3 separate regions of the Homo sapiens genome follow, and regions 1 and 3 are each linked to region 2. A link is an interaction called in ENCODE POLR2A ChIA-PET data of the cell type or tissue named here. Cell type or tissue: GM12878. All regions are shown on one strand. Region 1 overlaps RETREG3 (reticulophagy regulator family member 3). Region 2 holds the start of PTGES3L-AARSD1 (PTGES3L-AARSD1 readthrough). Region 3 holds the start of COASY (Coenzyme A synthase).

Region 1 (8,000 bases), 380 kb before region 2:
ACAGGTACTCAAAGGTATGTTGAATTGAATTGAAGCATAGCTTATAAGAATGGAAGGTAAGGGCTGTAACAAGCAATTTAAATAGTCCAGGTCTTAGAAAACAGTCTTTTTTTTTTAATGTTTACCAGTTTATTATAAGGGATATGTTTTTATTGCCATCATCTCTGGAAAACCAACCTTCTTAGGAGAGCTTAATATCCTTTCCCTACCCTAGTTTCTATTTGTGTTAGTAATCGTGCTCTGGGAAGGGGAAATTGCCAACAGTCTGGCAAGCCTCCCTAGAGAGCCCTTTCAAGTACTCTGGAGAAAACAGCGATGCCATGTGCTGCTGCTGGGGAAGGGAAGCAGCAGCACTGGGGAGCAAGAAACCCTAGAGCTCTTCTCCTTGGCCTTGTTAAATGTGCTTGTTTGTTGGGATGATGCACTGGCTTTAGAGAGAAGATCAATGGCCTGAGGCAGCTCTAGAGGCTTATTTCTGTTAAACTGCTTTTATTCTTTAATCTTACATATAGTCACAGTATCCTTTAGGTGGTAGGCTGGAAAAATTGAAATAGGGTTGTTGGCTGGGCACAGTGGCTCATGCCTATAATCCCAGCACTTTGGGAGCCTTAGGTGGGTGGATAACCTGAGATCGGGAGTTTGAGACCAGCCTAGCTAACATGGAGAAACTCCATGTCTATTAAAAATACAAAATTAGCCGGGCGTGGTGGTGTATGCCTGTAATCTCAGCTACTCAGGAGGCTGAGGCAGGACAATCGCTTGAACCCAGGAGGCAGAGGTTGCAGTGAGCTGAGATTGTGCCATTGCATTCCAGCCTGGGTGACAGAGTAAGGCTCCGTCTCAAAAAAAAAAAAAAAAAATTATACAACTAACATGAATTCATGTTTATCGAAAAAAAAGTACAGGCATGGTGGCTCACGTCTGTAATCCCAGCACTTTGGGAAGCCAAGGCAGGTGGATCACCTGAGGTCAGGAGTTCGAGACAAGCCTGGCCAACATGGCGAAACCCCGTCTCTACTAAAAATACAAAAAATTAGCTGGGCATAGTGGCGGGCACCTGTAATCCCAGCTACTCAACAGGCTGAGGTGGGATGACAGCTTGAGTCCGGGAAACTGAGGTTGCAGCGAGCCGTTATCGTGCCACTGTACCCCAGCCTGGGTGACAGAGCGAGACCCTATCTCAAAAAACAAAAAAGCAAAACAGAAAAAACCACCTAAACACTAACAAATTGGTTTGTGGGGAAAAAAAGAGTTTAAAAAAAAAACAACAAATAAAACCACACACAACAGGCCACATGTGGTACCTAAAGCCTGTAATCCCAATACTTTGGGAGGCCGAGGCAGGAGGATCACTTGAGTCAAAGAGTTTGAGACCAGCTTAGGCAACACAGCAAGACCTCATCTCTACTGAAAAGAAAAACATTAGCTAGGTGTGGTGGTGCACGCTTGTACTCCCATTTACTTGGGAAGCTGAGGTGGGAGGATTGCTAGAGCCAGAAGGTTGAGGTTGCAGTGAGCTCTGATTGTGCCACTGCACTCCAGCTTGGGAGACAGAGCAAGACCCTGTCTCGAAAAGAAAAAAAAAAGTATCATTTATGACATTTATAAGAAAATTGGAAATGTGAACACTGACTAGAATCATTAATTTTTTGCATGTGATAATGATGGCAGATGTTTCTTAAAGTCTCTTTTTCAGAAAAATATACTGAAATACCTAGATTAAATGATATGACACATCAATAATTTGTGTCAAACAATAAGGAAGACGTAGAAAAGAACTGGGGTATGGAAGACACAAAATTGGCCAGGAATTGAAAAAAATAATATTATGTACATGGTGGCACACAATATTATTCTGCCTACTTACACATGTTTTAAGCTTTCCATAATAAAATATTTTTAAAATGATCCATTATCCACATATGTACTCTAAAAAGTGTGAAGACAGGCTATTCTCTTCATTAAAAAATTCACATATAAAAACACTATGGTTTTAAAACTTTTTCACATAATACATAGACAATTAGCCTGATGTGGTGATGAACTCCTGTGGTCTCATCAGCCATGAGGTGGAATGATCACTTGAGCTCAGGAGTTCCAGGGTACAGTGAGCCATGATCACACCACTGCAATCTAGCCTGGGTGACAGAGTGAAACCTTCTCTCAAAAAAAACAATGAATGGGCCAGGCGCAGTGGCTCAAACCTGTAATTCCAGCACTTTGGGAGGCTGAAGCAGGTAGATCACTTGACATCAGGAGTTCAAGACCAGCCTGGCCAACATGGTGAAACCCCATCTCTACCTAAAAATACAAAAATTAGCTAGGCATGGTGGCGGGTGCCCGTAATCCCAGCTACTCAGGAGGCTGAGGCAGGAGAACTGCTTGAATCCGGGAGGCGGAGGTTGCAGTGAGCTGAGATTGTGCCACTGCACTCCAGCCTGGGCAACACAGGAAGACTCCATCTCAAATAAAATAAAATAAACTAAGACGGTGGCTCAAGCCTGTAATCCCAACACTTTGGGAGGCTGAGGCAGGCAGATCACGAGATCAGGAGATCGAGACCATCCTGGCTAACACGGTGAAACCCTGGCTCTACTAAAAAATACAAAAAATTAGCCGGGAGTGGTGGTGGGCGCCTGGAGTCCCAGCTACTCGGGAGGCTGAGGCAGGAGAATGGCGTGAACCTGAGAGGCGGAGCTTGCAGTGAGCCGAGATCGCGCCACTGCACTCCAGCCTGGGCAACAGACAGAGCGAGACTCTCTCAAAAAAAAAAAAGAAAAGAAAAATAAACGAAAAATAAACTAAGAAGGTTCCAACTTTTTTTTTTTTTTTTTTTTTGAGACGGAGTCTTGCTCTTGTTGCCCAGGCTGGAGTGCAGTGGCGCGATCTCGGGTCACCACAACCTCTGCCTCCCAGGTTCAACGGATTCTCCTGCCTCAGCCTCCCAAGGTAGCTGGGATTACAGGCATGCGCCACCATGCCCGGCTGATTTGGCATTTTTAGTAGAGATGGGGTTTCTCCATTGTTGGTCAGGCTGGTCTTGAATTCCCGACCTTAGGTGACCTGCCTGCCTCGGCCTCCCAAAGTGCTGAGAATTATAGGCATGAGCCACTGCGCCCAGCCAAAAGTTTCCAATTTTTTGATGTAATAAAAGCTGAACTATACATCACTGAGCATGTTACTGGGTCAAAGGCATTAACTATTTTAAACAAATAGCTTTATTGGTCGGGCACCGTAGCTCACACCTGTAATCCCAGCCTTTGGGAGGCCGAGGCAGGTGGGTCACTTGAGGTCAAGAGTTCAAGACCACTTTGGCCAACATGGTGAAACTCCATCTCTACTAAAAATACAAAAATCAGCCAAGACATGGTGGTGCACGCCGGTAGTCCCAGCTACTTGGGAGGCTGAGGCAGGAGAACTGCTTGAATCTGGGAGGCAGAGGTTGCAGTGAGCTGAGATCATGCCACTGCACTCCAGTCTGGGCCACAGAGTAAGACTCCGTTTCAAAAAAAAAAAAGTAAGAAAATAGCTTTATTGAGATAATGGTTTGTATACGATAAAATTCTCTTTCAATTCATCTGCCAGCAGCAGAGATGAAAAAAAAATCACAATGCTGTACGACTAATAGCCTTATGTAATTTCAGAACATTTTCATCACTCCAAAAGAAACCCATACCCATTAGTATTCTTTCTCCATTTCCCCCAGCCCTGGAAAAGCTTCTTAAGTGGCTTAAAATATGTTACCAAACTACTTGCTAGAAAGGCTGTCCAATTTATGTTCCTATCAGCCATATGCCCATTTTTCCATATTTTCCCCAGAATTAATTATGATCATTAAAAATACTTAAGGCCAGGTGTGGAGGCTCACACCTGTAATCCCAGCACTTTGGGAGGCCAAGGTGGGTGGACTGCTGGAGCCCAGGAGTTCAAGACCAGCCTGGGCAACATGGTGAAACCTTGTTTCTACGAAAAATACAAAACAATTAACCAGGTGTGGTGACACACACCTGTAGTCCCCACTACCTGAGAGGCTGAGGTGGGAGGATGGCTTGAGCCCAGAGGTTGAGGTTGCAATAAGCCATGATCACACCACTGCTCTCGAGCCTGGGCGACAGTGAGATCCTGTCCCCCGCCAAAAAAAAAACTTAAGATAGAAATTAGTAAATAATTTCCATTTACATATATTTGAATTCTTTTCTTATTTGTGAGAGTGAAATTTTATATATCCATTGATTTTTTTTTCCCCTTTTGTGAACTGTCCCTCCACTCTGTCAGGGACTAAAATCCAATTAAATGATCAGTCTAAATAAAATATCCCTGGAATAGCAATTGGTGTCCAGAAACATCGTGAGAAATTCCAGAACCAAACATAAACTTTTGTGATTAACTATACCATGGAGCCTCACTATTAGTACCAGTAAATTAAAGTTTGCTATAATCATAAATAATGACCACATGTCTATTTTCAAAGACATGATTTCTAGGTTCCTTTGTTATTACAGATTAAGATTGTCTCAAGGGCACTTCAAAACAAAGCATCCCATTCTACAGGGACAGAAAGCCTGTTACTGTACAGCACTTGTGACCGCCTGGTTAATGAGCCCAAGTCACCGGTAAATTCAAAGGAAAAATTAACCCAACCTATATCATGCAGTGACAGTTGTTGCTTGCAAAAAAACCAGAAATGAAATCAGCTAGCTGCTAACAGTGGAGAGAAAGCACTCAACCATACAATTAGGGCAGATAAAAACTAAAGGTAAAGAGAGGGGAAGTAAATAAACCAAGGCATCCTTGGGAGTCTTCTCGGCTCACAAAGACAAGAACCCTGCAAAGACTATCATCAGGAACATTCACTCAACAGATTTCATTAGAAATCTGATGTGTAGCCGGGCGCGGTGGCTCACGCCTGTAATCCCAGCACTTTGGGAGACCGAGGCGGGCGGATCACGAGGTCAGGAGATTGAGACCATCCTGGCTAAAACGGTGAAACCCGGTCTCTACTAAAAATACAAAAAATTAGGTGGGCATGGTGGCGGGCGCCTGTAGTCCCAGCTACTCGGGAGGCTGAGGCAGGAGACTGGCGTGAACCCGGGAGGTGGAGCTTGCAGTGAGCCGAGATCGCGCCACTGTACTCCAGCCTGGGCGACAGAGCGAGACTCCGTCTCAAAAAAAAAAAAAAGAAAAGAAATCAGATGTGTAGATTTTTTTTAACAGAACAAATATCTCTACTTAAATGGGCTCCCCATCTTCCATTTCTTGTTTCTATTATTTTTTACTCAAATCCTAACCTTCTAACTCAGAATTGCTGTATATCCTTAATCACTTTTTTGGGTCATTTTTATTTATTTATTTTTTTGGGGGGGCGGACAAAAATAAAATTTTTACATTTCATTTGTGAAATAACAAATTCTATAATAACCTCCTAGAAATACAGTATGGTTCACTGAGACTAGTGACTGCAAAAAGCAGATCCCAACAGAGATCTCTACTTGGGACTCAGCTTGTGGACTGCTCCAAAACAATATTCCTAATTCATAGACTATGTAGATTCACAGATTGTTAAAAACCACAAAGCAGTCAAGGTGCAGTGGGTCATGCCTGTAATCCTAGCACTTTAGGAGACCAAGCCGGGAGGGCTGTTAGAGATGAGGAGTTTGAGACCAGCCTGGGCAACATATTGAGATTCTGTCTCTACAAAAGTTTTGCAAATAGGCTGGGCCCAGTGGCATGTGCCTCTAGTCCCAGCTACTTGGAAGACTGAGGCAAGAGGACTGCTGGAGCCCAGGAGGTAGAGGCTGCAGTGAGCTATGATTGTGCCACTGCACTCCAGCCTGGGCAACAGAGGGAGACCCTGTCCAGCCCAACAACCCCCGATTCCCCAGCAAAAAAAAAAAAAAAAAAAAAAAACTGAAAGAGCTCAGCAGTTATGTAGGCCTCCTTGAACTATCTCTTCATGTTAGGTGGGAGAGGGAGCTTGGAGTTCACACATTTCCAGTGTTCATTTACCCTCCTCTGATCTCAGAGTACAAGTCAAACCAAAAAGTTACCCAAACCTGTTCTTTTCTGATCCTGTCAGGATACATGCTTGTTGACTCTCACATTCTTCCCCCAAATCACTCATTCACAGATGAGGTTGAGACTAATGAAAACACAAGCTATTGGAAGGAACGGCCTGACATTTCTATTATTATGCTAGAGACAATAACAGATCAGTGACCAGAAGTAATCTAGGCTGGAAGACCTCTGATATGGCCACCATAAATTCTCTGGTACCTGAAAAAAAAAAAAGTATGAAAACCTTGGAATACTATGGTGACAAGGTATCTACATCTATCTCCATCTTTTTTTTTTTTTTTTAAGATGTAAGAGGGCATATTCACAGTTACGGCAAAATATGACTGAGGATACAAAACACTGAAAATTAAGAGCTACCTACCTGAATTCTGATGGGTTTTTTTTTGTACTCCTATCTCCTAATACCTCAAAATGCATAAAAATCTCAGTTAATGATATGTCATTTTTGTCCCATTATTCAATACAATAAAAGAGAAACTAAATATTTCAGATTTGATTTTTCTGACTTGAGCTAATGATCCTCCTCCCTTTCTTAAACATTTAAAATGTTTGTTAACTGAACAGTCAGTCACTCTTCCACATTTCTAAGCGAAATGTCAACACTCATACTCAATATGACACTACTAGAATGTGAAGCCCAAATTTCATTTTAAATCTCTAATTACCTACCAAGGAAGCTCATTTCCCCAAACAATTCTGTGAACTCCAATGCCAGACTATCCAAGTTTCTGGGGACTTAACAGTATCTGTGCCTTTCACATGTAGGAGTCCTCTCCAGAAATGGCATACCCAACTGTTCTTTTAGTCTCAAGAGTCACATTGTCGGCCAGGGACAGTGGCTCACACCTGTAATCCCAGCACTTTGGGAGACCGAGGTGGGTGGATCACCTGAGGTCAGGAGTTCAAGACCAGCCTGGCCAACATGGTGAAACTCTGCCCTACAAAAATACAAAAATTAGCCAGACGTGATGGTGGGTGCCTGTAATCCCAGCTACTCGGGAGGCTGGGGTGGGAGAATCGCTTGAACTTAGGAGGTGGAAGTTGCAGTGAGCCAAGATCACGCCATTGCACCCCAGCCTGGGTGACAGAGCGAGACTCCATCTCAAAAAAAAAAAAAAAAAAAAAAAGTCACATCCTCATTTTGTTGTCTCTCTCCTGCACCTTCTTAAAATGTGATGGGACTGTAACAAGAGTAACTGTGTTCTGGATACACAACAGACAAGCTACTAGGAAATGCCAAAGATAAAGACCAATCACAGCAATGCTTTAAGAGACCCAGAGTACAAAAGGGGTTCTAAGTGAGCCTCTAAACATAGCATGTTAATAAGCTTAAGTAAACACTGGTAGAGGCCAGCAAATTAAAGCTAGCTGTAACATCTAAAGATATGTCCCAGTCACAGCAGCTCTTTATGTGCAGACCTCAACCTCACATTCTGCTTCAGAAACCTCTCTCAGACAAGCGGCAGAAGAAAGGTCCCCTCCTCGCAGATCACGAGGTCAGGAGATTGAGACCATCCTGGCTAACACGGTGAAATCCCGTCTCTACTAAAAAAAAATACAAAAAATTAGCCGGGCGTGGTGGCGCGTGCCTGCAATCCTAGCTACTCGGGAGACTGAGTCAGGAGAATGGCGTGAACCCGGGAGGCAGAGCTTGCAGTGGGCCGAGATGGCGCCACTGCACTCCAGCCTGGGCGACAGAGCGAGACTCCATCTCAAAAAACAAAAATTAATTAAAAAAAAAAGGTCCCCTCCTCAAAAAGAACAGCATACATGCTACTAATTCATTTGCATTCATAAATCTTTGGTTTAAAAATCCATTTAAGGCCCGGTACAGTGCAGTGGCTCACACCTGTAATCCCAGCACATCGGGAGGCTGAGACAGGTGGATTGCTTTGAGGTCAGGAGTTTGAGACGAGCCTGGGCAA
Region 2 (8,000 bases):
AGGCCCCGCCCACCACTCCCCTGGGGTTCCAGGCCACCGCGCCGTTGCCATGGCAGCAGGGGGGCGCGGCTGACGTGCGGTGGTGTTTCCGGGAAGATGGCGGCTGTCGAAGCGGCTGCAGAGCCGGTAACGGTGGTGGCGGCTGTTGGGCCAAAGGCGAAAGACGAAGAGGAGGAGGAAGAGGAGCCGCTGCCACCGTGCGAGGCGGTGCGCTGGGCCCCAGTGGGGGCGGTGGCGGAGGCCCGGCCTGGGGCAACCGCGTTTTTAGAAGAGGCGACGGCCGAGGAGCCTGGCGCGGCCCCGGGCTCCCCGCCGGATTCGCCGGGCCGGACGCTGCGGCGGCTGCGGGCAGAGCGGCGGCGGCTGGACTCGGCGCTGCTGGCGCTGTCCTCGCACTTCGCGCAGGTGCAGTTCCGCCTGCGCCAGGTGGTGCGCGGGGCGCCGGCGGAGCAGCAGCGCCTTCTGCGGGAGCTCGAAGACTTCGCCTTCCGCGGCTGCCCTCACGTCCTAGGTTACGAAGGGCCCGGCGACCCCGCCAGCGATGAGGGCGATGGGCTGCCAGGGGACCGGCCATGGTTGCGGGGCGAGGACCAGGTGAGTGGCTGGAGCCGGGCCGCGAGGAATATGGGAATAGTGGGGTCGTGTGGGTGGCGATCCAGACCCGGATGATGGTGCATGCGGGGAGAAGCCTCCCCGACTCGGTCGGTGAGTACGTGTGTCGGAGACCAGGGGACTGGAGTGCGGGGCCGGCTGAAGGGCAAGAGGACAGAGGCCTGGGAACCTGAGGGTGAGCGGTGTGCACGGAGGATGTGGAGAGATGTCGGTGCGTGATGACGTGAGTGGTAGAGGAGCGGTGAGCGAAGTGAGTCGTTGAGAGGGCAGCAGAGCAGCCAAGAGCAGTGCTGCGCCCACTCACCTTTCCCTCACGTATCTCAGTCTTGAACACTTTGGCTGCTAGAGGACCCCGACTCTGGGGATTGGGAAAATTGGCAAAGGAAAGGAAAGTGAGTTGGAATCCGTGGAAATTTAGGTTAACTCCCTGTCCCTGCTTTCCTGAAATCTAGGCAGTCTTTACACTTCTTTGGGTGGGAGTTTGGATTAACAGCAGGGTCTCTTAGTAACTGAAATAAACACAACTCTTGATTAGATAAATTTCCTAATGTTGGAATTTTTCCTTTTTAAGAGACGGGAGGGTCTTGGTATGTTGCCCAGGCTGGTCTCGAACTCCTGGTCTCAAGCCATCCTCCCGCCTCAGCCTCAGGACTACAGGCGTGTGCCACCGTGCAGGCTATAATGTTGAAATTTTTAAACTCTTCCTCCATCCTGCTTAATCATTAGGCATTCTGAATGAGGTCCTCTGATAACTGACAAGATCGATTCAGTGTGCCTACCCCAGAAGTAGTGAAACTATGTATAAGACACCAGGTAAACGTTTCCTTACAAGCTTTGCATCTCTGGAAGTGCACAAAGTGCTGGCTTTATTGGAAGTGTTGAGGTACACTGCCTTTTCACTTTTTTTTTTTGAGACAGAGTCTCACTCTGTCACCTAGGCCAGACTGCATTGGCGCAATTTCTGCTTACTGCAACCTCTGCCTCCTGGGCTCAAGCAATCCTCCTGCCTCAGCTTCCCCAGTATCTGGGACTACAGGTGTGTGCCACCACACCCAGTTAATTTTGTTTATTTTTTGTTGAGGCGGGGTTTCACCACATTGCCCAGGCTGGTCTCGAACTCCTGAGCTCAAGCGATCTGCCCTCCTCAGCCTACCAAAGTGCTGGGATTAGAGAAGTGAGCCACCATGCCCCATCCCTTTTCACCATTTTATTCTTCAAACTACAATCTACATGTGGCTTTCTTCCCACTTACATTGGTTTTAGCCAAGAAGATTTATCAAGCAGATAATGATTTGTTTATTTTAGTCTGAACTGTTTCCAGTGCAATCCTGTGTTTACTGTTCCACCCTTCTCCACATACCTGCAACTCCTTACACAAGGAGCAGCCACCTCAAACTGTCAGATTTAAGGGCTAGAAAGGGGTGGACAGCACCAAAGGTTCTACATGATAGGAAACTCTGTTGTTCATTTTCACCTTTAGAAACAGTAGGCCAACCCCATTTTCCATGATGTGATTATGACACATTGCATGCCTGTAGCAACATTTCATGTACCCCATAAATATATACACATACTATGTACCCATAAAAATTAAAAACTAGCCCAGCGCAGTGGCTCACGCCTGTAATCCTAGCACTTTGGGAGGCCAAGGCGGGCGGATCACCTGAGGTTGGGAGTTCGAGACCAGCCTGACCAACATGATGAAACCCCGTCTCTACTAAAAATACAAAAAAAAAAAAAAAAAACTAGCCAGACATGGTGGCACATTCCTGTAATCCCAGCTACTCGGGAGGCTGAGGCAGGAGAATCGCTTGAACCTGGGAGGCAGAGGTTGCGGTGAGCCAAGATCGTGCCATCGCACCCCAGCCTGGGGCAACAAGAGTGAAACTCTGTCTCAAAAAAAAACACACAAAAAATTAAAAACTGAAAAAAAAAAAAAGACTGTGTGCAGTGGCTCATGACTGTAATCCCAACACTTGGGGAGGCGAAGGCTGGAGGAGGATCACTTGAGCCCAGGAGTTGGAGGCTGCAGAGAGCTATGATCATACCGCTGCACTCCAGCCTGAGTAACAGAGCAAGACCCTGTCTCAAAAAAAAAAGGCAAAAGAAACATTGTACCACCTTAAAAAAAAAAAAAAAAAGTAGTGCTCAATCCACCTACAAGTTGTAATCTTGTATTTATACATTGAATACATTGACAGGTGAACAGGTAGGACCAGAGTAGGGAATATCATTGAACTGAATGATTTACTTCTTACCACTTACCTTTTTTTTTCTTTTTCCTTTTTTTTTTTTTTTTTTTTGAGACAGAGTCTCACTCTGTTGCCAGGCTAGAGTGCACTGGCATGATCAGGACTCACTGCAGCCTTGACTCCCAGGCTCAGTAGATCCTCCTACCTCAGCCTCTCGAGTAACTGGGACCACAGGCGAGCATCACCATGCTCAGCTAGTTTTTGTATTTGTAGAGATGAGGTTTCACCATATTGCCCAGGCTGGTCTTGAACTCCTGGGCTCAAGCAAGCCACCCACCTTGGCCACCCAAAGTGCTGGATTACAGGCATGAACCACTGTACCCCGCCAATTTTTTTTTTTTTCTTGAGACAGAGTCTCACTCTGTCGCCCAGGCTGGAATGCAGTGGCACCATCTTGGCTCACAGCAACCTCCGCCTCCTGGGTTCAAGCGATTCTCCTGCCTCAGCTTCCCAAGTAGCTGGGACTACAGGTGCCCGTCACCACGCCTGGCTAATTTTTGTATTTTTAGTAGAGATGGGGTTTTGCCATGTCGGCCAGGCTGGTCTCGAACTCCTGGCCTCGAACGCCTGACCTCATAATCTGTCCGACTCGGCCTCCCAAAGTGCTGGGATTATAGGTGTGAGCCACCGTGCCCGGCCCTAAATTTTTATTTTCCACTCTGTTGCCCAGGCTGGTGTGCAGCAGCATGATCACAACTCACTGCATCCTCAACCTCCTGGGCTCAATCCATCCTCCCAGCTCAGCCTCCCAAGTAGCTGGGACCACAGGCGCACACTACCATGACTAGCTAATTAAAAAATATATTTTTTCTGTAGAGGTGGGGCTCTCCCTATGTTGCTCAGCTGGTCTCTGACTCCTGGGCTCAAGCCACCCTCCCACCTTAGCCTCCCTAAGTGCTGGGATTACAGGCATGAGCCACTGCACCTGGCCCCCAGTTTTTTTTTTTTTTTTTTGAGACAGAGTCTGGCCCTGTCACCCAGGCTGGAGTGCAGTAGCATGATCTCAGCTCACTGCAACCTCCACCTCCTAGGTTCAAGCTGTTCTGCTGCCTCAGCCTCCCTAGTAGCTGGGACTGCAGGCATGTGCCACTATCCCCGGCTAAATTTTGTATTTTGAGTAGAGACAGGGTTTTGCCATGTTGGCCAGGCTGGTCTCGAACTCCTGACCTCAAGTGATCCACCCACCTCAACCCCAAATATTTTAAACCAATATTTTCTCTTATCTTACTTCATACTGGAAATGATTTATGTTATTTCCTGCTTTGCACCAGAGCTCATTGTTCTCTCTTGTTTGCCCACACTCCAGCAAATAGCATATCGTAGCTACCATGGCAAGTGACAGAGTTCAACAGACTTGGTCATGAAAATGGAATCAAAATTTATGGCTGATTTCTTTCTTCCCTGACATAAAGTTGGGTAACAGTGAGAACAAAAACAAAAGACTTTTCCACAGTTCTTTCTCCTTAGGCTGGTTAGACAACTTTCTCCACTCAGAGTTCATTATTTGGAATTTGTCATTCTTTTCTTTTTCTTTTTCTTTCTTTCTTTTTTTTTTTTTTTTTTTTTTTGGACACAGAGTCTTGCTGTGACACCCAGGCTGGAGTGCAATGCTGCGGTCTTGGCTCACTCCAACCTCCGCCTCCTGGGTTCAAGCCATTCTCCTGCCTCAGCCTCCCAAGTAGCTAGGATTACAGGCACGTGCCACCACACTGGGCTAGTTTTTGTAGAGACGGGGTTCCACCATGTTGGCCAGGCTGGTCTCGAACTCCTGACCTCAGGTGATCTGCCTGCTTTGGCCTCCCAAAGTGCTGGGATTACAGGCATGAGCCACTGCGTTCGGCCATACTTTCCTTAATTCAGTTCAGTAACATACAACAAATGCATGTTGAGAACTTATCTTGTGCCAGACACTGTGCCTGGCATTTGTGGTTCAAAGTCAAAACCTTTGTCCTTAAGGAGTTCATAGACTAGAAGAGACAGAATCCTAAACAAATAATGTGATATGAGCTAGACTAGAAGTGTGAACAACCTCTAGAGGAAATGTTTAGTTATGCCTGGGGAAATCAGGAAGCCTCTTAAAGGAGAACTAGGCCTTCACCAAATGGGGAAGTGGGATAGGGTTCTAACAGTATGCAACTGCGCTCTGAAAGGATTACAGAGGGACTGCCCTGAGAAAAGGCTTGCTTTCATGTTGAGCAAAGTTAAAGCAAGAGGATTGCATTTTAAATACTTAAACAAAAAGTTAATTTGTTGTTTTCTTTTTTTTTTTTTTTTCATTTCTTCTCTCTCATTACTTACTTCTTCAGGGCTTGGTAAGTACCGTTTTAAGGTTAAATGTAATACGCTGTAGACTTCTAGTTTAAGACGCAGCCTTGCCCCTACAAATGATTTGCTGGTTTTGCTTTTTGTTTTTGAGACTCAAGAAAGACAAGGAAGAACCAGTGTTTGAGAATACGTTGACAAGACTTTACCACCCTGAAGCATTTTTATTAGTTGAAATGCAGAAACTACTGGTGGCCAACAGTTGAAAAAGGAGTCACTAGTCAGCAAAACTTACAGATACTTTTTTTTAAAAACGTTGTTACCTTCACATCCCCATTATGTGGCTTTTGGTTTTTTTTCACTGGCCTAGGCACTTGCCTTTTACTCTTTTGTTTTTGGTTTTGGTTTTTTGAGACAGAGTCTTGCCCTATTGCCCAGGCTGGAGTGCAGTGGTGAAAACAAAGCTCAATGCAGCCTCAACCTCCTAGACTCAAGCCATCATCTTGTCCCAGCCTCTTGTGTGACTGGGACCACCATGCCACCACGCCTGGCTAATTTTTTTTTTCTTTGAGACAGGGTCTTGTGAAGCCTTGACCTCTTGTGCTTAAGCAATCCTCCCGCCTCGGCCACTCAAGTAGCTGGGACTACAGGCATGCACCACCATGCCCAGCTAATTTTTAAAAATTTTTTTGTGGAGATGAAGTCTCACTGTGTTGCCCAGGGTGGTCTCGAACTCCTGGGCTCAAGTGATTCTTTTGCCTTGGCCTCCCAGAGTGCTGCAGTTACAGGCGTGAGACACCACTCCTGGTGCGTTTGATTCTTTTGATTTTTCAGAAGTGGTCTATCGTACATCAAAGGGACTTTGGTGAACCTTAGGAAAGCTGGTTATGAGTTTTTTTCTTTTTTTTTGAGACGGAGTCTCGCTCTGTCACCAAGGCTGGAGTGCAGTGGCGCGATCTCTGCTCACTGCAAGCTCCGCCTCCCGGGTTCACGCCATCCTCCTGCTTCAGCCTCCCAAGTAGCTGGGACTACAGGCGCCCGCCACCACACCCGGCTAATTTTTTTTTTGTATTTTTAGTAGAGACGGGGTTTTACTGTGTTAGCCAGGATGGTCAATCTCCTGACCTCGTGATCCACCCGCCTCGGCCTCCCAAAGTGCTGGGATTACAGGCGTGAGCTACCGGGCCCGGCCAGCTGGTTATGAGTTTTAAAGCCTCTCTCCACACCCTTACCCCAGATTCTTTTGCAAAATTTGGCTGCACAGAGTAATCAGGAGTTGTGTTATGGTAACTGGCTGTGGAGAATGGCATGTCTTAATTCCTGGGAGGCTATCTTGGCTGAGATAGATTGTCTCTACCCTAACTAGACCTTTGGGGGAAAAAAGGCAGTCTTAACAAAAAGCCTCATTGTATTAATATCCTATTTCCAATGAGGGACAGATAGTTTCTTAAAGAAAACACCCATTTGACAAATTGCCTAGGATGAAATAATTATTCTTACTTTTGAATCTATCGTATGAATTGTGTATTTCATTTGGATTATTGGAAACATCTTATATTTTATTGGTCATTACTGGCTCGAGCAGATTCTTAATGTGCCCTGAGTTTCCCTTTGCCTGCATAATAGACCCAATTATTTTCTTGCCTTAGAGTGAGCAGGAAAAGCAAGAGCGTCTGGAAACCCAAAGGGAGAAGCAGAAAGAACTGATACTGCAGCTCAAGACCCAGCTAGATGACCTGGAAACGTTTGCCTATCAAGAGGGCAGTTATGACTCGCTGCCACAGTCCGTGGTGTTGGAAAGACAGCGGGTGAGCAGACCCCAGAGGAACCTCCACCACTGCCCGAGGTTAACTTGTCCCTTCCAGCATTCACAGGGCATCCTCTCTCAGCTCAGTTCTCCTTTGGCCTTACTGAGAATCCCTCTGCTGGCCCAAATCAAAGGGAAATTTTACTGCTATGAGGAACCTTTCTTTGCTCACACATGGAAAACACAGATTCCAAAGTTTTGTAATACGATAATTGAGCTATTTCTTTTTGGTGATTGTAATTAATAATAGAAATAAGAATATAACAATAATTTCTTCATTTGATCACTTAAAAAATTCTACTTGGGCCCATCATACAATGTAATCTAGCTTTTTTGTTTTGTTTTATTTTGTTTTTGAGGTGGAGTTTTGCTCTTGTTGCCCAGGCTGGAGTGCAATGGCACAATCTCAGCTCAACACAGCCTCTGCCTCCTGGGTTCAAGCAATTCTCCTGCCTCAGCCTCCCAAGTAACTGGGATTATAGGCAGGCGCCACCATGCTGGGCTAATTTTGTATTTTCAGGAGAGATGGGGTTTCTCCATGTTGGTCAGGCTGGTCTCGAACTCCCAACCTCAGGTGATCTGCCCACCTTGGCCTCCCAAAGTGCTGGGATTACAGGCGTGAGCCACCGCACCTGGCCGTAATCTAGCTTTTTCCTACTACTCACTACCTTTTGATAAACATGCCAGGAATCCAGACTGACTTTAATACTGTATTTATTTAGGTAAGACCTGGGTAGACAGGTAAATCTCTTGGTAGAGATACAGTTACAACCTCCCCTGCATGTTTCTCTACCCCTGTGCTGTGGCTGTTTTTCTGGCTGGGCTGGAGTTTACGATATCAGATTTTTTTTTTTTTTGAGACAAAGTCTCAGTTTGTCACCCAGGCTGGAGTGCAGTGGCATGATCTTGGCTCACTGCAACCTCCGCCTCCAGGGTTCAAGCAATTCTCCTGCCTCAGCCTCCCGAGTAGTTGAGATTACAGGCATCCACCACCATGGCCAGCTAATTTTTGTATTTTTAGTACAGATGGGATTTCACCATGTTGGCCAGGCTGGTCTTGAGCTCCT
Region 3 (8,000 bases), 430 kb before region 2:
CAAGCCCCGGAGTTGGAGACCAGCCAGAGCAACACAGTGAGACCCCCATCTCTACAAAAATAAAGAAAATTTAAAAATCAGCACAGTGGCACCATTCCTTGAGCCCAGGAGTTGGAGGGTGCAGTGAGCATGATGGGGCCACTGCACTCCAGCCTGGGTGACAGAGTGAGACCCTGTCAATTAATCAAATGAACCAACCAACCGAAAAACTCAGAAACCAAGGTCCAGAAAGAAGCCAGCCCAGGATCACACCTCAAGTCCATATTAAAGGCCAGACACAGTCTCTGGATAACCAAGGGGCATCTGCAGGAGGAGTTAGGTGGGAATTGGCTTGGGGTAGAGTCAGGTTGTGACTTGGACCCCATTAGCCATGAGACCTCAGGCAAGTTCCTTGCTTTCTCTCAGTCTTTCTTTTCTTTCTTTCTTTCTTTTTTTTTTATTTTCTGAGACAGAGTTTCGCTCTTGTTGCCTAGGCTGGAGTGCAATGGGGCAATCTCGGCTCACCACAATCTCCGCTTCCCAGATTCAAGTGATTCTCCTGCCTCAGCCTCCCAAGTAGCTGGGATACCGGCTAATTTTGTATGTTCGGTAGAGACGGGGTTTCTCCATGTTGGTCAGGCTGGTCTCAAACTCTCGACCTTAGGTGATCCGCCCGCCTCGGCCTCTCAGATTGCTGGGCATACAGGCATGAGCCACCGCGACCGGCCCTCTGAGTCTTTCTTATCTGTAAAATGGGTATAATAATACCTATCTAATCGGTTTTAGTAATGGTGGAGATAATGCCTGAAAGTGCTAGTATAGAGGTTTAATAGCCAGCAAGGACTGTTATTAGAATGAATAGTAATATGACTACTGTCACATTTTGCAAATGTGTAAAGAAGAAAGAGGGCTAAGTGAATCAAAGGGAGACAGCCCCACTCACCCTGTTCTGCCCCAGAGGACTGAGCGATCCCCACCATCTGGCAAGCTGCCTCACCAGGAGGTCCAGCTGGGGCTACAGGACTGGCTACTTTGCTACAATGGCCCGTCTTTCCTGAGCCCAGTGGAGGGTCCCAGGGGGGCAGGAGTCATTGATAGGGGCCAGTAGGGTTGTAGAGCCACTGTCTGAACTTCTGTGGAGGTCTGGTGCAGGGGAGGTGTGAACAGATAGGAGGCTAGGTGAGGATGCAGCAGAGGAAGGGGGCAGGAGTGCCCCAGGAGGGGGCGGTACCGAGGCAGGGATTCAGCTGGGTCTGAGAGGGAGGCAAGGCTGAGGGGGATGGCCCTTTGGAGTGGGCAGGGACATGACCACAGAAAGCCTGGGAAGTGGAAACAGACAGGAGCCTGTTGGAGCTCTTGGAGCTTTGTGTGGGGCACTGGGGGAAGGAGGCAGGCACTCCACCCTGACCTGCCCCTACCTCGGATGAGGGTCTTCTCTGCCTGTTGGATGATGTGCTGCCCCTGCTCTTGGAGGAAGAGGCCTCCCAGCCACCCCCTCCTGCCAGTCGCCCTGACCTGCTGACCCAGACAGATCTGCTATCCCTACAGCATCCAGGAAGGCCACAGGGAGGGGGCCCAGGTGGCATGGGTTTCTGAGGCCTGGGATCTGCTCTCAGTCCCGCTCTCGCCAACCCCCTTTGCCCCTCTGTGACAGTGTGTGTACATATGCGTGCATGTGTGTACCTGTGTGGTGTGGCTCACAAGGTCACCCCTGGGGGTGGGATAATAAGAGGTAAAGTGTGACCCCCTCTCTTCCGTACATTCATTTTTTCAAGCTTGTGAATATTCACATTGTTAATATAATCTTCTGCAGTCCCATGACTTCGAATAGCACTTAGATGCCGATGACCCCCCCACCAAAGAAACCCCACTGTCTCCCACAGACTCCAGGTCTGTATCTCCAACTGCCTACTCAATACAACACGTCCACCTGATGCAATGAACTTAATGTGTCTAAACCCCAATTCCACATTTCCAGTCCTCCTACCGGCTCCTCCCCCAGTCTTCTCTACTTTACTGTATGACAACTCCATTTTTCCCAATACTGGTTTTAAAAACCCTGGAGTAGTCCTTGACTCCAGTCTCTCTCACCTTTCAACCAATTCAGCAGCAAATACTGACAGCTCTACCTTTGCTCATCAAAGCATATTCCAAAATCACCCTATTCGAGACTGCACACTGTCATCTTTCCCTTCAATTACAGCAGTAGCCTCCTAACTAGTTTTCTTGATTCCACTCTTGCCCATCAGCAGTAAAATTAGCACAGTGCATTTAAAATGATCTTTTAAAAATGACAGGGCCGGGCGTGATGGCTCATGCCTATAATCACAGCACTTTGTGAGGCTGAGGCGGACGTTATTGCTTGAGGTCAGGAGTTTGAGACCAACCTGGCCAATATGGTGAAACCCTGTGTCTACTAAAAATATAAAAATTAGCCAGGCATGGTGGTGGGCGCCTGTAATCGCAGCTGCTCCAGAGGCTGACAAAGGAGAATCTCTTGAACCAGGGAGGTGGAGGCTGCAGTGAGCCAAGATTGGGACACTGCACTCCAGCCTGGGCAACAGAGACTTTGTCTCAAAAAAATAAAAATTGGCCGGGCGTGGTGGCTCATGCCTGTAATCCCAGCACTTTGGGAGGCCGAGGCGGGTGGATCACCTGAGGTCAGGAGTTCAAGACCAGCCTGGCCAACAGGGTGAAACCTTGTCTCTACTAAAAACCCAAAAAATTAGCCAGGCGTGGTGGCACGTGCCTGTAATCCCAGCTACTCAGGCGGCTGAGGCAGGGGAATTGCTTGAACCCCGGAGGCGTACGCTGCAGTGAGTGGAGATTGCGCCATTGTACTCTAGCCTGGGCAACAAGAGTGAAACTCCATCTCAAAATAATAATAATAAAATTAAAAAAAATTTAAAATAAAAAAGGGAGCCTGGGCAACAAAGTGAGACCCCGTCTCTACGAAAAAACAAAAAAAATAGTTGGGTGTGGTTGCACACATCTGTAGTCCCAGCTTCTTGGGAGGCTGACATGGGAAGACTGTTTGAGCCCAGGAGGTTGAGGCCACAGTAAGCTGTGGGCACACCACTGCATTCCAGCCTGGGCAAGAGAGGGAGACCCTGTCTCATAAAAGAAAGAAAGAGGCCAGGTGTGGTGGCTACGCCTGTAATCCCAACACTTTGGGAGCCCAAGGCCGGTGAATCACTTGAGATCAGGAGTTCGAGACCAGCCTGGCCAACATGGTAAAACCCCGTCTCTACTAAAAATACAAAAATTAGCTGGGCGTGGTAGTTTGTGCCTGTAATCCCAGCTACTCGGGAGGCTGAGGCAGGAGAATCGCTTGAACCCGGGAGACGAAGGTTGCAGTGAGCTGAGATTTCTCCACTGCACTCCAGCCTGGGTAAAGAGTGAGACTCGGCCGGGTGCGGTGGCTCATGTCTTTAATCCCAGCACTTTGGGAGGCCGAGGCGGGTGGATCACCTGAGGTCAGGAGTTCAAGACCAGCCTGGCCAACCTGGTGAAAGCCTGTCTCTACTAAAAATAGAAAAATTAGCTGGGCGTGGTGGTGGGTGCCTGTAATCCCAGCTACTCAGGAGGCTGAAGCAGGAGAATCACTTGAACCTGGGAGGCAGAGGTTGCAGTGAGCCGAGATCATGCCGTTGCACTCCAACCTGGGTGACAGTGAGACTCTGTCTTAAAACAAAACAAAAGAAGCAAAGTTTATTTTGCTCAGAGCTTCACAGTTTTAGGGGCTGGAAAGTGCAAGAACTTCATGCAGTATCTGGCAAAGGGCTGTCCCAGGATGGAAGGGCAGAAGGTGGAAGCAAATGAGAGACACGAAATTGGGCCAAATGTCGTCCATCCATCAGGAGCCACTCCCATGATAACAGTATTTATCTATTCAAGAGGGCAGAGCCCTCATGATCTAATTATCTTTTTTTTTTTTCTCCTGCCTCGGCCTCTTGAGAAGCTGGGATTTTAGGCGCATGCCACCACACCCCGCTAATTTTTGTACTTTTAGTAGAGACGGGGTTTCACCACGTTGGTTGGGCTGGTCGCAAACTCCTGATCTCAGGTGATCCACCTGAGATCCACCACTTTGGCTTCCCAAAGTGCTGAGATTACAGGAGTGAGCCACCTCGCCCAGCTGACCTAATTACCTCTTAAAGGCCCCACCCTGCCCAGTGCAGTGGCTCAGGCCTGTAATCCCAACACTTTGGGAGGCTGAAGTGGGAGGACTGCTTGAGTTCAGGAGTTGGAAACCAGCCCAGGCAACACAGCAAGATCCTGTCTGTATGAAAAAAAAAATTTTTTTTTTAATTAGCCAGGTGTGGTGGCACACATCTGTAGTTCCAGCTGCTCAGGAGGCCAAGGCAGAGGACTGCTTGAGCCCAGGCAGTTGAGGCTGCTGTGAGCCATGATCAACCCACTGCACTCCAGCCTGGGGGACAAGAGTGAGACCCTGTCTCAAAGAGAAAAAAAGTCCCATCTCTTAAGACAGTAGCAATTGAATTTTTTATTTCAACATGAGTTGTGGCAGGGACATTCGAACCATAGCACCAAGGTTCTCCCCAAAGCTCTCCAAGACCTTCTTTGATCTGGTTCCTGCCCCCTTTCTGATCTCATCTCCCACCAATCTCCATCTACATCACCCAGTTCAGCCCTCCTGCCTCAGGGCCTTTGTACTTGGCCCCCTCTGGGTCACATTCCCTGATCTCTGATTCTATGTCTTCCTTCAGATTTTTGCTGTTTTCCTGAACCACCTTATCTAAAATAGCCTCTCAGCTTCTCCACTATAGCTCCCTTACTCTGCTTTACTTTTGTTCTTATCCTTTATCACCAGTAGATATATTATGGATTTGGGTTTTTTAATTTAATTTTTATTTTTTTTGGAGACGGAGTCTCTCTGTCACCCAGGCTGGAGTGCAGTGGCGTGATCTCGGCTCATTGCAATCTCTGCCTCCCAGGTTCAAGCGATTCTCCTGCCTCAGCCTCCTGAGTAGCTGGAATCACAAGTACCGCCACCACACCCAGCTAATTTTTTGTATTTTTAGTAGAGACGGGGTTTCACTATGTTGGCCAGGCTAGTCTTGAACTCCTGACCTCAGGTGATCTGCCTGCCTCAGCTTCCCAAAGTGCTGGGATTACAGGCGTGAGCCACCGCGCCTGGCCATGTATTATAGATTTATTTATGGTGGCATGATTCCTGTCTGCAACCCCAAGACACACAGTACTCTATACCCCAGGATGGCAGGGACATTGTTTTGTTCACTGGTCCATCCCTGTGGGAGGCAGTAAAATACACATTTACTCAATAAAAATGACTCTGTATGTGGTGTGTCAGACTGTGTGTCCAGATGTCTTGGGACATTCTCTGGCAGCCTTTGCTGTTTGTGTCTTCAAATCAGACCCTATCTTTAAATCTAACATGTCTCCTGTGAGAAGCCTGGTCCCTTAATACCTTTGTGGCTCTACAACTCTTCCCTCCTTGACTGTATCTCTTCCTCCAGGTCTTTGCTGTTTTCCTGAATCACCTTATCTAAAATAGCATCTCCTTTTCTCCATCATAAGCCCAGGTTTTGTGGGGCTGGGGGCTTATTTGCTTTTGGAGACCGTCTTCAAGAATACAAAAGATAAACACAAAATTACATATAAAAGTGAGTTTTGTTTTTTTTTTTAAGTTTCGGATACCACGGCACATTACTGGAATCTTGGAGACTGGCTTCTCTCCCTTTTGATCTCCATGCACAACTTACCTGAGATGTATTCTAATAGCAACCTGGCTTCCCCTCCACACTCAGCCTTTCAAGCGCCCATTAGCTTCGCAGTAAATCTCCCACACTAGGTATCCAGCCTTTGCCTTTTTCTTTTTTCTTTTTTTTTTTCCAGAGGGAGTTTCGCTTTTTTTTTTTTTTTTTTTTTTTTGAGACGGAGTCTCACTCTGTCACCCAGGCTGGAGTGTAGTGGTGCGATCTCGGCTCACTGCAAGCTCTTCCTCCCGGGTTCACGCCATTCTCCTGCCTCAGCCTCCCGAGTAGCTGGGACTACAGGCGTCTGCCACCATGCCCGGCTAATTTTTTTTTGTATTTTTAGTAGAGACGGGGTTTCACCGTGTTAGCCAGGATGGTCTCGATCTCCTGACCTCGTGATCCGCCCGCCTCGGCCTCCCAAAGTGCTGGGATTACAGGCGTCAGCCACCGCGCCCGGCCGGGAGTTTCGCTCTTGTTGCCCAGGTTGGAGTGCAATGGCACAATCTTGGCTCACCGCGACCTCCGCCCACGGGTTCAGGCGATTCTCCTGCCTCAGCCTCCTGAGTAGCTGGGATTACAGCCATGCGCCACCACGCTCGTCTAATTTTGTATTTTTAGTAGAGACAAGGTTTCTCCATATTGGTCAGGTTGGTCTCGAACTCCCGACCTCAGATGCTCTGCCCACCTCGGCATCCCAAAGTGCTGGGATTACAGGCGTGAGCCACCGCGCCCAATCAGCCTTTGCCTTTTTCTCCTGTCCACAGAGACCCCGCAAACAAGCGCATCAGAGGATCTGGGTGGTGCGAGAGCCTCCTACAGCAGCCAGGTACACACAAGGCCTCAGTTTTTCCATCTGTGAAATGGGTACGTGGACAGACCTGTCCAGTAGCCTCCCATGTGAGAATCCTCGGACTGAGAGGGTACTAGGAGGGCTAATACAGCGCAGCCCTGTGATTCCCCACCTCTGTCCCTGGAATGAAGGAAATCTGGGTGTTAGTTCTGGCTTTGCCGATGCCTCTTGGGTGGCCTGGCTGAAACTAATCTCTCCTCATCAGGCCAGAAGGGAATCTGTGAAATGGGCTTTGAAACCTGCCTTGCCTTTCTCCGCCCGGTCCCAGCGGGGGTCCGATCGGCATCAAGGCTTCACCCACTCCCAGAGCCTTCGGGATCAGCCCCACCCCATCAGCAGGACACAGCCCATGCCACTGGAAATCTCGCGAGAATCCCGCGCTGAAGCGAAGTCGAGACGTTTGACCTTCCTCCGTTTCCGTAGTTCCGAGTTGCGGTTTCTCCGTTAGTGCTTCCGGGTTGCAGCCAGGGAAGCCTCCGCGGTGGTGCAAGTGGAACCCAAGCCTTGAGGTTTCAGTGAGTAGGGGGCCGACGTGAGCTTTAGCGTCCCCCTTTAGCCTCCCTCTTCGATTCCTTGAAGACCCTGGTGCAGCTTAGCAAGAGGGCCCAGGATTTTTGGATCCCCAGCCCTGTGACAAGGGTTCCTGTCCAGTTTCCCCCTCCCAGGATTTCGACTCAGTTCAGCGAAGTCACCGCCCCGTCTGAGAAATGAGGACACCAAGGCTTAGAGCACAGCCCCGAGGCGCCGTCTACCAGGCCCCGTCCCCTCCCCCGGCTCCTGTCGGTCAGCACTGAAACCCCGTCCCTGCTCCAGGCCTCCTTCTCTGGGGTCCAAGGTCCCATACAGGCCTCTGCCTCGGCCGCAGGCCCTTCAGTCACCGTCGCCTCGTCTCCCTGACTGTCCGCAGGCCTGGGCAGCATGGCCGTATTCCGGTCGGGTCTCCTGGTGCTGACGACGCCGCTGGCCTCCCTAGCCCCTCGCCTGGCCTCCATCCTGACCTCGGCGGCCCGGCTGGTGAATCACACACTCTATGTTCACCTGCAGCCGGGCATGAGCCTGGAGGGCCCGGCTCAGCCCCAGTCCAGCCCCGTGCAGGCCACGTTTGAGGTTCTTGATTTCATCACGCACCTCTATGCTGGCGCCGACGTCCACAGGCACTTGGACGTCAGAATCCTACTGACCAATATCCGAACCAAGAGCACCTTTCTCCCTCCCCTGCCCACCTCAGTCCAGAATCTCGCCCACCCGCCAGAAGTCGTGTTGACAGATTTCCAGACCCTGGATGGAAGCCAGTACAACCCGGTCAAACAGCAGCTAGTGCGTTACGCCACCAGCTGTTACAGCTGTTGTCCGCGACTGGCCTCGGTGCTGCTATACTCCGATTATGGGATAGGAGAAGTGCCCGTGGAGCCCCTGGATGTCCCCTTACC

Evidence for each region. ChIA-PET counts read pairs that join two places held together with the same protein. Peaks named below come from ENCODE experiments on the same cell type or tissue, not always from the same donor. Only the 100,000 strongest peaks of a DNase experiment are listed, where the experiment ranks them.
Region 1: POLR2A ChIA-PET joins it to region 2 with 9 read pairs; 6 of 35 experiments call an interaction of 5 or more read pairs at or near these places.
Region 3: POLR2A ChIA-PET joins it to region 2 with 6 read pairs; 2 of 35 experiments call an interaction of 5 or more read pairs at or near these places.

What each region holds. Positions count from the first base shown.
Region 1 is chr17:42,598,812-42,606,811 of GRCh38, forward strand. All of the region lies in intron 1 of RETREG3 (reticulophagy regulator family member 3), which reads right to left. Among named protein-coding and RNA genes, the nearest start is that of RETREG3, 6.6 kb to the right of the region's middle. In GM12878, no CTCF peak of the experiment used is centred here; a DNase peak (open chromatin) is centred at 4,667; H3K4me3 peaks cover 3,026 bases; H3K27ac peaks cover 446 bases.
Region 2 is chr17:42,980,481-42,988,480 of GRCh38, forward strand. PTGES3L-AARSD1 (PTGES3L-AARSD1 readthrough) reads right to left here and starts at 48. Exons shown (of 17, transcript NM_001136042.2): 1 at 1-48. It overlaps RUNDC1 (RUN domain containing 1), which reads left to right and starts at 85. Exons shown (of 5, transcript NM_173079.5): 1 at 85-594; 2 at 6,776-6,934. The coding sequence starts at 97. RefSeq lists an enhancer at 12-81 and a silencer at 152-401. In GM12878, a CTCF peak has its summit at 449; DNase peaks (open chromatin) are centred at 31, 841 and 4,951; H3K4me3 peaks cover 3,535 bases; H3K27ac peaks cover 2,900 bases.
Region 3 is chr17:42,555,135-42,563,134 of GRCh38, forward strand. HSD17B1 (hydroxysteroid 17-beta dehydrogenase 1) reads left to right here. Exons shown (of 6, transcript NM_000413.4): 6 at 1-80. COASY (Coenzyme A synthase) reads left to right here and starts at 7,014. Exons shown (of 9, transcript NM_025233.7): 1 at 7,014-8,000. The coding sequence starts at 7,489. RefSeq lists enhancers at 816-1,363, 7,090-7,339, 7,350-7,539. In GM12878, no CTCF peak of the experiment used is centred here; a DNase peak (open chromatin) is centred at 6,947; H3K4me3 peaks cover 2,537 bases; H3K27ac peaks cover 2,153 bases.